Linked DNA regions of Mus musculus: region 1 is linked to region 2. The links are chromatin contacts, found by Hi-C or POLR2A ChIA-PET in ENCODE. All regions are on one chromosome and are shown on one strand. The core of a region is the stretch at or near the end of the contact, and the rest is flanking DNA. Distances in the headings are between cores, read along the strand shown.

Region 1 (6,085 bases), core at 1,550-4,049, 68 kb before region 2:
TGGCAACCTGGATGTTCTTGAAAGATAGGATGGCGAGGACCTGGTGGATGTAGTGGCTGTGACTCTGCCTGAGAAAAGAGGGTCAGTGGTGCCAGGGACTGGGGTCTGAGTGGCTACAGGGAAGATGTTACTGAATGGAACAAGAGGCAAAGCAAGTCAGGCACTGGGAGGTGTAGGGAACCACAAGGATCAGATCCTCAGGCCACAGCTCCCACAGGGAACTTAGGCTGTGGTCCAGTGGTATTTATTTCCATTTCAGACATGAAAGGAGAAGGTGTGGGTTTGCCCTGTGTTTCATCAGTGCCCAGCCCGTGTCTCAGGTAGGTCCGTGTTTGAGGGGGTTGTTTCACTGAGATACAGTCCTACTGTGGAGCCCAGGCTGGCCTTCTGATCTTCCTGCTTCAAGTCCTGAAACTTCAGGTGGGTACCGGTGAGTCCTGCTGTCCCTGGACAGAACGACCCTGTTTCCCTGTTAAACTCCTGAGCTCCATTCCTTCATAGTCAACAGTGTTTGGTCTGAGGAGATTTCAGGCTTTGAGCAGAAAACTGTCAGACTATTGAAATTGTGACCATAACCAGAGCATTTTACCTACACTCTTGCTTTAAGAGGTGTGTGTGTGTGTGTGTGTGTTTTTCTTGAGATAGTCTGGGTATGACTTCAGTCTCAAAAGTCCCATGAGCTCACTGGTCATAGCCTATAAAAACAGCATGAGGAAATGGAGTCAGGAGGACCAGAAATTCAAGGTCATCTTTGTTTCTACATATCAAGTTTGAGAGTACCTGAACTTCATGAAAACATGCTGTCCCCCACCCCTCACCCCCACCATGGAATAGGGCTAGTGAAAAGGTTAAGATTAGTAGTGGGTAAAATATTTGCCACCAAACCTGAATACCTGAGTTTCATCCTCGGAACCCACAAGTTGGAAGGAACAATAAAGAGAAACAGTCATAAATCACTGTTATCAAGGATATATAGTAAGCTTGTTTCAGAAATATTAAGTTGCACAAAGAAGAGTTCGGTTGAAGCTGCACTCAAGGGTGACTGAGTAAGCTACCCAGATGTGTTAGCAACTGTAGGAAGGGAAAGTTTTACTTCTGACGTATTAAAGATGCTGACTGTTCATTTTGCTCACTTGCTGGCGTAGTAGCTCAAACTTTTAATTGGAGCCAGGACCCAGGAGGCAGAAGCAGACAGGTCTCTGAGTTCCAGGCCAGTCTGATCTACAGAATAAGTTCCAGGCCAGCCAGAGCTACATAGTGAAACCCTGCCTCAAAAAAACAAACAGTTGGGTGTGGTCTCAGCCAGGTGGGATGAGTTGGTTAACAGCAGCCTAGCGAAAGCAGCCCTAGTCTGTCCTGGGATAATTAGGACAATATTTGTACATTGTAAATCATCCCATTCGTCCAAACAACCAAAAGGGGAATTTCTGTCTCTGTGAAAGATGTAATTGGTCAAAATGTAACGTAGGGCCATGGATCTATACAAAATGCCAGGAGTTAGGTTCAGGGCTGGTCCCCCTTGGTGCCTTGGTGGGAACCAGTCCTACATTGCTACTCTAGGTGCTGGGGTGACTTCAAAGTTGTCCTTGAATTCCACGTGTCCTTAAAAGGAATGAGGGGATGAACAAATAAATGTAACCCCCCCACACACACACACACACAGGGTTTCTCTGTGTAGCCCTGGCTGTCCTGGAACTCACTCTGCAGACCAGGCTGGCCCTGAACTCAGAAATTTGCCTGCCTCTGCCTCCCAAGTGCTGGGATTAAAGGTGTGAGCCTCCACTGATGGCTAAATGTAACTTTTTATTTTATTTGTTTGTTTATTGGTTTTTTGAGACAGAGTTTCTTTTTGTATCCTAGGATGGCCTGGAACTCGGTCTGTAGACCAGGCTAGCCTTACTGTGTGTGTGTGTGTGTGTATATATATATATATATATGTGTGTGTGTGTGTGTGTGTGTGTGTGTGTGTGTGTGTGTATTATGTCAGTGGTGGTGCAGGCCTTTAATCCCAGCACTTCTGAGGATTAATTATGCAGAGGAAGACAGATCTCTATGAGTTTGAAGCCAGCCTGGTTTACAGAGTGAGACCAGGTCAGACAGGGCTACACAGAAAAAAACCCCATCTGGAAAAACCGACTTAAGAAATTAAACAAACAAAAACAAACAAAAAACCTAACTGGGCTGGAGGAATGCCCCAATGGGTAAGAGTACTTCCAGAGGACTTGGGTTCAGTTCCCAATACCCTCATGACAGCTCACAACTGTCTGTAACTGTAATTCTAGTTCCAGGAGCTCTGACAGTCTCACACAGACATACATACAGACAAGGCGCCAAGGCACATAAAATAAAAATTATGAGAATGTATAAAAAATCTACTTGAGTCTGATTCTGAGGAGGGAAGGGAGGGAAGGAAGGAGGGGAAGAGAGAAGTGGCTAGGATTTCATTTGTCACTAGCTTCAGCGTGAAGTCCACAGGTCCGAGGTATGCCAGGCTTGGCTGACCCAAGCACCATTGACCCTGAGGCAGCACCAAGGCAACCACGCTGGCTCCAGGCTGGCCAGCAGATGGCTGCTCATCAGCTCCTTCCCGCAAATCCCGGTCGCTGCGTGGTGTGTCGGAAGGCTAATCCTGCGGGTGCCCTGACCTCAGCCCTGACTCCGGTCCCCCATCGCTCCAGTGCATCCCTATAAGCCACGCCTCCCTGGAGCTGGCTCTTCCCGCTCCTCCTCCGTGCCGGTGACGCCCCCAAGCTCCCTCGGGCCCCCTCTGCTGTGTCCTGGGGACCGGTGCAAACTGGTTCTCCGGGTGGATTTGTACCCTCCGGAAGGAGCGGAGCTGGGCCCCGTCCCTAGTCTTTTGTGCCTGGAGAACGGGTCTGGGTCATTAAACCACTCAGCGAAAACGCCCTCTCCTCCAAAACCCCCGGGACTTGGGTGACATGTTGCGTGCAGTCTACGCCTGACTATATGCCCTTCTAGCTTTAGGTTTGTCTCCATGGGTCCCCTGCAAGGAGCTGAGAGACTGGTAATCTAGCTGACTCTTGGGAGGCCCCAAAGTAGGGATGGAGTCTAGGAGTTTTCACACCTGATGAAGCTGGCTAGGCTAATACTGTGGCCTCAAGAGGTTACAAGTCTGCGGATCCCGACAGGAAAAGGTCAGTCGTAGCAGATTGCCCCAAAGTCATCAATTCTGAGGTAACCGTGGGGCCTGAAGAGCTGAGTCAGTAGAAGAGGGAATTCTAAGCGTCCCGCCCCGGGGGGAGGAGCTAGGTCTTAGGAACACCAAAGATAGGTAACTTAAATAACTTTTCGCGCAACTGTTGTTGACTTGGACAGTCACGAGATGGGGCTACTTCCCTTTGGGACTGTTTAGCTTCTATTGGATGGGGAGGGGCCCCCAGAAGGCTGACGGGAAGGCATCCTACACACAAATGTCACAATGACGCATTACTTTGACCCTCTGCTCTACCCTAGGCCCTGTCCCCATGGTGTTTGCTCTGTGTTTGAGACCGGGTCCCCTATGTTATCCACCCCTTGAGTCCCAGACCCATATATGTTGGCCATATTACCATCTCCTTTCAGAGACCCGTTCTGCCTTGTAAGACAGAGCCTCATTCAAAGCATTGGTGCCCAGTAAGCACCTGGCTGCTTATCCCTTCTTTCCATTAGGTCAGCTGCTCCTGGGCAATCAGCTGCTCCTGTGTATGGGATTAAACCAGGTCAGGCCATTTCTACTCTGTGAAAAGCAGAGTCCTTATTCTGAGGCAATACTGTGTGGAGAACAGCGGTGGTGATGAGGTGCTGTGCGGCTGAAACACTGAGGGCAAGGAAAGCATCCCCCGAACCCACAAAGGACAAATCTCTGTCCTTAGCATGATGGAAAGAATCCAGTGTGGTCAGCTTGCACTCGGTGGCTGGCTAGGTTCCTGGCTGGGTAGCAATGTGGGCTGAACATTGGTCTCTGCTGTTGGCCAATCTACTGCTACTAAGCAGTAGATGCCAGTTAAGTTCAGTCATCCCTGTGCTGTCATATGTATAACTGCCACCCTTTCTGCCATGATCACTGCCATATGGACCCACTGAGCAAACACTGGGGTGGCTGGAAAGAGACCAGTTCACTTCCACAGGTTGGCAGGAATTCTCTTTGGAAGTGGTTTAAATGTGTCGCCCTGACAGATTTTGCATTAAAAGGGTGATACTGGGAGATGAGACCTTGAAGAAATAGGACTAAGTAGATTTTAAGTAAGATTTAAGAGGGGGCTGGGGGAGGTGTGCCTTTTAAAAGTGTGTTCCTCTCTTGTTCCTAGCTGTGAGGTAGGGGTACCCACCATAGTATGCTGCCTTGCCCCAGCTCAAAAGAAACACCCAAAACCTGAGCCCAGATAAACCTTTCTCCTTGTTTATTTATCTATATAGTGCTCTGTTTGCATGTATTCCTGCATGCCAGAATTGGGCATCAGACCCCAGTATAGATGGGTTCGACCCACCACATGGTTGCTGGGAGTTGAACTCAGAACCTCTCAAGAAGCAGTCAGTGCTCTTAACCTCTGAGCCATCGATCCCCCTACCTTTCTTCTTTTGAACCTAATTGTCTCGGGCATTTATTTTATTTTATTTTATTTTTTCAGTGCTGACTCATAAACACCTGTGACACAATTTCCTTCTTCCCATTCTGTGCCTATCTGGAGCGCTCCGGTCACACACATCCTCTGTCCTGAGGCCTGGTGGTCACCTGACAGCAGTGGTTTTCCTCCCTCACTGGCCAGCCGAGTCATTGTAGATCCCTGCCTCCGTCCGTCTCTCAGTTGAGGCCAAGTACACAAATACACGCGCGCCTCTTGATGCTCTGCCCACTGCAAGACATTCTGTTACCCAAGTTATGCAGGTCCTCCTGGAGTGGGCTGAGGGCTTCAGCTGCCCACTTTCTGTTGGTGCCAGCATATCCTGCAGTGCCATCTGTAAGCCAGGCTTGAATTCATTCCTTCTCAGCCAATTGATCCCAAGGAGCAACCTCGGAGGTCCCAGGAAGAGTCAGTGAAGCAAGAGCCGCCATGGAAGGCATCTAGGCCACCTGCTCACACGGCTTACCTGGGCCTTCTGCACCTGCCAGTGCAGATCTCTCATGTGCCATCTCCACAGGGTGACAGACTGCTGCTGTCAGTGAGTGAGAGGCCATGCATGCAGGACCCACCGGCTGCCTGATGAAGACCCACAGCCACGAATTGATGGCCATCTGCAAACACGCCACACACTTGTCCTCTAGCCCTGGAGGCGTGGGCTGCGTCGTTCTCAGTAGAGCTTGCCTAAGCTGTATCCAGTGACTCCACTTAAGTGGTGTTGAATCAGCTGCGTCACAGGGCCAAGTGAAGCCGTAAGGACTGCTACATTCCTATAATTCCAGCATGAAAGAGGTTGAAGTCCGGAGTTCAAAACCAGCCTGAGCTACTTAGCAAGCTTAAGCCTAGCAAAAGTACCTGCAGCACAAGCCTGGGGGTCTGAGTTCAGATCTTCAGCATCTGTAAAAGGCCTGTGCCTGTGATTGATAGCTAGTGTGTGCCTGTGATAGCTAATGTGGACCTGTGATAGCTAGTGTGTGCCTGTGATAGCTAGTGTGGGCCTGTGATAGCTAGTGTGGGCCTGTGATAGATGTAGTGTGTGCCTGTGATAGCTAGTGTGTGCATGTGATAGCTAGTGTGGGCCTGTGATAGCTAGTGTGTGCCTGTGACAGCTAGTGTGGGCCTGTGACAGTTAGTGTGGGCCTGTGATAGCTAGTGTGGGCCTGTGACAGCTAGTGTGGGCCTGTGACAGTTAGTGTATGCCTGTGATAGCTAGTGTGTGCCTGTGATAGCTAGTGTGTGCCTGTGATAGCTAGTGTGGGCCTGTGATAGCTAGTGTGTGCCTGTGACAGCTAGTGTGGGCCTGTGACAGTTAGTATGTGCCTGTGATAGCTAGTGTGTGCCTGTGATAGCTAGTGTGTGCCTGTGATAGCTAGTGTGGGCCTGTGAAGATGTAGTGTGTGCCTGTGATAGCTAGTGTGTGCCTGTGATAGCTAGTGTGTGCCTGTGACAGTTAGTGTGGGCCTGTG
Region 2 (5,645 bases), core at 2,075-4,574:
AAACCAGGTCCTAAAGCCAGATAGGCAAGCACCCTACTAACTGACTTCTCCAGCTATTATCAATAGAAAATAATCTTGCTTTCAAGATTAAATTTAGTCCACAGAAGATAAAATGTAATCTAAAAAGAAGGGTGGAGTTGGGGAAGATGGCTCAGCATTTATTTGCTGTATAAGCACGAGGATGGGGCTGACGAGATGGCTCAGTGGTTAAGAGCACTGACTGCTCTTTCAAAGGTCCTGAGTTCAAATCTCAGCAACCACAGGTGGCTCACAACCACCCATAACGAGATCTGACGACAGCTACTGTGTACTTATGTATAATAATAAATCTTTGGGCCAGAGTGAACATGAACAGAGCAAGCAGAGGTACTAAAAACGCAATTCCTAACAACCACATGAAGGCTCACAACCATCTGTACAGCTACAATATACTCATATACATTAAATAAATAAATAAATAAATAAATCTTAAAAAAAAAAAAAAGCATGAGGACCTAATAAGTTCAGACCTCCTTTAAAAAAATAATCAAGACACATAAAATAGTGGATATCTCTAAACTCAGCCCTCTTACATAAAGAGAGGCTAGGACAAGAAAATCTCCACTCATGGCACATGGCTAGACTGGTGTACAAAGCAGCAAAGGAGATCCCTTCTCAAGGAGAACCACGCCCAAGGTTGTCCTGTGACTTCTACACAGAAAACGCACACATACACACCAGAAAAAACAAAGCAGCCTTGTTGGATCCACCCCGGGTTCTATTAATTCTGCTTTTATATGCTTTTCTCTCTTTGAATTAGTGCCTGATATACTTACAGCAGCCTCTCACTGTTATTGCCAAGTAATAATCCACACAGAAAAGTGCCTGAACAGCTTTGAGCATTTAGGAACTGAGCAAACTATCCCCATTGATGCACTTCCTTCTGTAAGGTGACTAATCAATATGGGTTCTCCAAAGACTCTTGCCACTCAGAAGGCAATTTAAAATAATCTGTTTAAATAATTAAATTTTAAATGTGAGTCCAGTGTTACATAATCCAGCTTCTCTATGTAGAGCTTGATTCTCGCAGTTAAATTTCTAGGAATTTATATAGCAACAATAATTTAGAATGAGGCTCCTGACCCACAATGCTAAATTTGCTGCCCGTTACACAATTTTTTAAGTTAGTTAATCAGTTTGTTTAGGTTTTTGTTAACTGTTGTTTTAAGACAGGCTCTTGCTATGTAGCTTTGGCTGTCCCAGAATTGTGCTGGCCTGGCTGGCCTCGAATTCACAGAGATCCACCTGCCTCTGCCTGCCTAGTTCTGGGATTAAGTGTGAGACACCATCTCAGTGTTTTCTTCTCTTTACGAAGATACTGCTATTTTCAAAATAGATGGGCTCAGATGAAATACCTCTCCACTCCCTTTGTTTCCCATGCAGCAAAATCAAAGATTAGAATAGAAGTTGGTTCTTTCTGGCTCTGGAGCCATATCTCATTGGTAAAGAATGCACAATGCTCTTCCCAAGGACCCTAGTTCAATTCTCAATACCCAAGTCAGGCAGTTCAGAACTTCCTGTGACTCCAGCCCCAGGAGATCCAACACTTCTGGTCTCCTGGGGGACCCACATTGACACTGATACATACACACTCACTCACTCACAAAAATTAAAAATTCTTAAAAAATAAAAAAGAGAGAGAGAGTTAAAGTTGGTTTGTCCCTGTTTCTTGCAGCTTATGTTATTAAAATGCAAGTTCCAAAAATTAACTTTTAAGGGCAAGCACTGCTATGTGAACTGTACAGAAACCAGTGGATTCGCATTTATTTACGACAAACTCTAAAATCAAATCGGCGACTCAAGAGTTAAAGTGATCCTAAACTCATTACCACACAGGAAAGGCTGAACTCCTCCAGCCATGGCAAAGAACAGCTCAAGGGTAAACTTTAAAATACTATGAATTTAGAGTAACCATTTATTGTTCTGGAAAGTTTCATAGAATCTCACCTAGTTTGCACAATGAAAGTTGATTTAAAAATAAAACTACCTTCACACGGGTCACTACAGTGAACAACTCAACTTTAGCTGGTGAACTAGGCAATCCGAAAGCCCTAACTCTGGGAAGCTTGTCATAAATATGGGGTTCTAGAATGCAGGTGGAACCTAGCAACCCCTTTAAAGTTTCATTTGCCCTTATCTTGCTTTGTTTTCCCACGCAAGAACCTAAATAGCCTTTAAGAATCAGACTATGAGTCAAGCTCTTTCCCACTGACCAAATCTTGTGACTGTTACCTCCAGTATTAACTAGAGAAGAAAAAAGGCAGGAAATCACCGCACATCACAATTTTGTTTTAAGAAACAGTAGAGAGAGAGAGAGAGAGAGAGAGAGAGAGAGAGAGAACGAGAACTTCGCGCTTTAGTCTTCATCATTCACTTCCATGGTAGAATTTCCTAGCCACTTAGAAGTTACTAGAACACAGTGGCCATCACTTACTCACTCAGGCAAAAGGGAATAAATGAACTTAGTATTTTACTTCATCCTTCGCCACATCCCTATCGCCTAATGATCATGTCCCACACACGCTCACGGTTTACAAGGCTAGAAAAGGGATGTGTGGGACCCAATACAATTTTCTTCCACTAAGATAGTTTTTTTTTCTCTCTTTAAAAATCGCTTCGATGTTGTCGTGAGCCGTGAAAAACCGATACATAACAAAAAGGCGAAATCCATCCCAGAATAGGAGCCCCGGGGAGCGCGCGCTCCTGTCCACTCTAGCTCGTGGAAACCAGAAAACTTAAACCAGGTGGAACGCCCCAGCAACTAGGCGACACGGGCTGCTAAACCAGGGTTCTAGGTCTCTCAGGGGTGTGACCAGGGGCCGGACCGGCAGTGACAAACTCTCGGTGCCACCAAGGACGGACCGGCGCTCCGGTCACCCCGGCCTAGCTCGGGTGGGTGGGGCAGGCATGGCCGGCCCGCAGTCCCGCAGGGGCGAGTGACCCGCTCACTTTTGTAGAAGCGCAGCGCCAGGCCGTAAAGCTCCTCCAGGCCAAAGCCCCAGTGCTGCTCCATCCGCCGCGCCTCCTCGGCCGCGCCCTCAGCCGCCGCCTCCCCGGGCTCCCGCTGCTGCCCCGAGGCGCCGGAGCCCAGTCCATTCCCCGGGGCCGAGGACGGCGGCGTCTGCGGCGGGGCCCCCTCCGCGCCGGGCCTCTCCTCCGAGTCCGGGCTCAGCGTGAGACCGTCGAGCGACACCTCGAGCTGCTCTACGTTCAGCTGCGCCGCCATCTCCGCTCGCAGCGCCTCCTCGGCGGGGACAGGCGGCGGCCACGTATCGACTTCCTGCTGACCTCTCACCTCCGCTCGCCGACACCGGAACTTCCGCCGCCAAGGCGGCTGGGGTTTGAAAGCGCCGGGTGCCCCGCCCCCGAGCGTGTGGGCCACGCCCTCCCGTGCCCTCGGCTTGCTGGGGACCTCACGCCCCTCTCGGAGAGAGGCTCACCCCACCGCCGTGGCCGTCCCAGGGAGCCGGGACGTCCCGTGGGGTTCGTGGCGGTCCGCGTTGGTCGGGGGTGTGTGAGGTGAACCCCAAGCAGCGGTGTTGGGGGTGGCTGCTGGTCGCGTCCGACCCTGCAGGGGACAACTGCAGAGACATCTGTGCAGAGTCGCTGTTGGGAAGTTGCAGGCCAGTTACGGAGTCTCTTGCAACTGCCAGACGGTCAGAGCAACTGCCGTCTTCATTTTAAAGTAGAAATCAGGCTTTCGTCCCCTGCAGTGTTTGTCCTCTCCCTTAATTTATGTTCGTTCTCCTAAGGGAGGGAACGGTTGACTATTTTATTTTTTGCTATGTAGCTCAGGCTGACTTTGAACTCACTCGTTAGCTCAGGTTGCCCTTGGTCCTCCTGCCTTAATCTCCCGAGGGCTTTGACTACATGTGCAAGCCATCAGGACTAGCAATAAGGACAGCATGAGGCCAATTCAGCTATCCATGCCACGAAAGTGTAGGACCAGAAGACAGAATCTCTGCAGTGTCGGGTATAAGAAAGTAGGAGGTAGTTAAGGAGAAACAGCCAGAGTACATAGCACTCTCCTTTCTGTTTGCTTTTGTTTTTTTTGAGACATGGTTGTAAGCTACATAGCCCTGGCTGTCCTGTCACTATGAAGGTCAGACCAGACTAGCCTCAAACTCATAGAAACCCACCTCCCTCTGTTCTCGAGTGCTGTATTCTGGGATTTTTGGTTCCGTAGCAGAGTCTTCCAATTCATTAAAAGTGAAAAATTGTAAGATTTTCATGCATACACTGGGCAAGCACTCCAGCTTAGGGCTCTTTCATTGAGCTGAATGAATGGATGAAAGCACACTTCAATTACATACAGTATCAGTTCAGCTCAACATGATTTAAGGACTACCTTGTATATCATATACTATGGAAAATACAAAGGACAGTAGTCGTGTCCTACCCCTCGGCATCATGGTCCAGGAGGTGAGTCCGTGCCAGAGCACAATAGTATGGCCAGGCTGCTGGAAGGTACCTTCTGCCTCAGCACCTGTGAGCGGGTTCCCTAGCTTCTGTTTCCTCTTGGTTTGTTGAAAACACTGGAGTCATGAAACTATGTGTTAATATGTGTTTCAAGAGGCTGTGACATCACCAGAGAGCCTACTAACCCATCTTGAAGTTTCTGTCACCTCTGTATAGTGTCAACATGGGACCCAAGACTTCAATACATGGCCTTTGGGGGGCATTCCATTCCCAAAGTACAGTAGTGTGTAAAGCAAAATGTAAAGGAGTTGGGGAGGATTGCACACCTGTAATCCCAGTGCTTGGGAGGCAGAGGCAGGCAGATCTTTGAGTTCAAAGCCAGCCTGATCTATAAAATGAGTTCCAGAACAGCAGGGCTGCACAGAGGAACCTGTCTTGAAACAAAACAAAACAAAACAAAACAAAACAAAACAAAACAAAACAAAAAATCAGAAAGGCTTTGCTGGCTGGTAGTTTTTAATAAAATGTGACCACCATTATGTGCAACATTAAAATATACAAGAGCCCTTACCCTAAGGGGAGCTCACAGGGTAGAGTGTGTCCCTGGAGTTGACTAGAACAATTGGTATCTACTTTAAATCTGAACTGTTTGGTAGCCTGTTAAAATCTGGAATTTTAATGTCATATCATCAGGTTTCTGGCTTACCTTAAAATGAAGCAATCTACTGGCTATGGGCCTAATGCTGGTGGTTAATGATATTAGCTGGTGTTATGCAGGTTTTAAGATGTGCCCTAAGTTCACAGCCATTTACTGTCTTATGTGACAGAGACTGTCCAAGCTGTTATCACGGGTCACATGACAAGATTGATTGCTGTAGTTATCTGTCTGGTCACTTCTCTTAGGCTGCTTCTGCACTCTAACTACATACCACAGCCTGGGTGGTTTATAACTAACAGCTCTTTGTTTCTGACAGTTATTACAGCTGAGATGCTCAAGATCAAAACACTGGTTGTTTTGAAGTCTGGTTGGTGTGTAGCAGCTTCCTCTTAAGATTAAAACAGTCTGTCCTACAGGAAGCTCCTTAAGCAGGGAGGCAAACAACTCAAAATAGCTTCAGGAAGTTTCTGAAACTGACCAGATTCAATAGATCCCTCTGGTCAGAGTAATTCACCTCAGATCAAAAGAG

The links. Hi-C counts contacts between places; a loop is a spot of excess contacts on that map. ChIA-PET counts read pairs that join two places held with the same protein, here RNA polymerase II (POLR2A).
Region 1: POLR2A ChIA-PET joins it to region 2 with 14 read pairs in embryonic stem cell. The contact joins the enhancer-like site here to the promoter of Acbd3 in region 2. A Hi-C loop is called at or near these places in 2 of 37 maps with a recorded cell type or tissue (Patski and heart). POLR2A ChIA-PET finds 5 or more read pairs at or near these places in 3 of 5 experiments (Patski and embryonic stem cell).

What each region holds. Positions count from the first base shown.
Region 1 is chr1:180,790,930-180,797,014 of GRCm38, reverse strand. It overlaps 2900024J01Rik (a long non-coding RNA gene), which reads right to left. Exons shown (of 3, transcript XR_373751.4): 3 at 4,386-5,389. Among named protein-coding and RNA genes, the nearest start is that of 2900024J01Rik, 16 kb to the right of the region's middle. Within about 2 kb of position 2,799, at least 1 of the 3 ENCODE cell types and tissues checked has a DNase peak (open chromatin) inside an H3K27ac peak, as active enhancers do; it is heart, where a contact is called at or near this core.
Region 2 is chr1:180,723,722-180,729,366 of GRCm38, reverse strand. It overlaps Acbd3 (acyl-Coenzyme A binding domain containing 3), which reads right to left and starts at 3,324. Exons shown (of 8, transcript NM_133225.3): 1 at 2,989-3,324. The coding sequence starts at 3,265.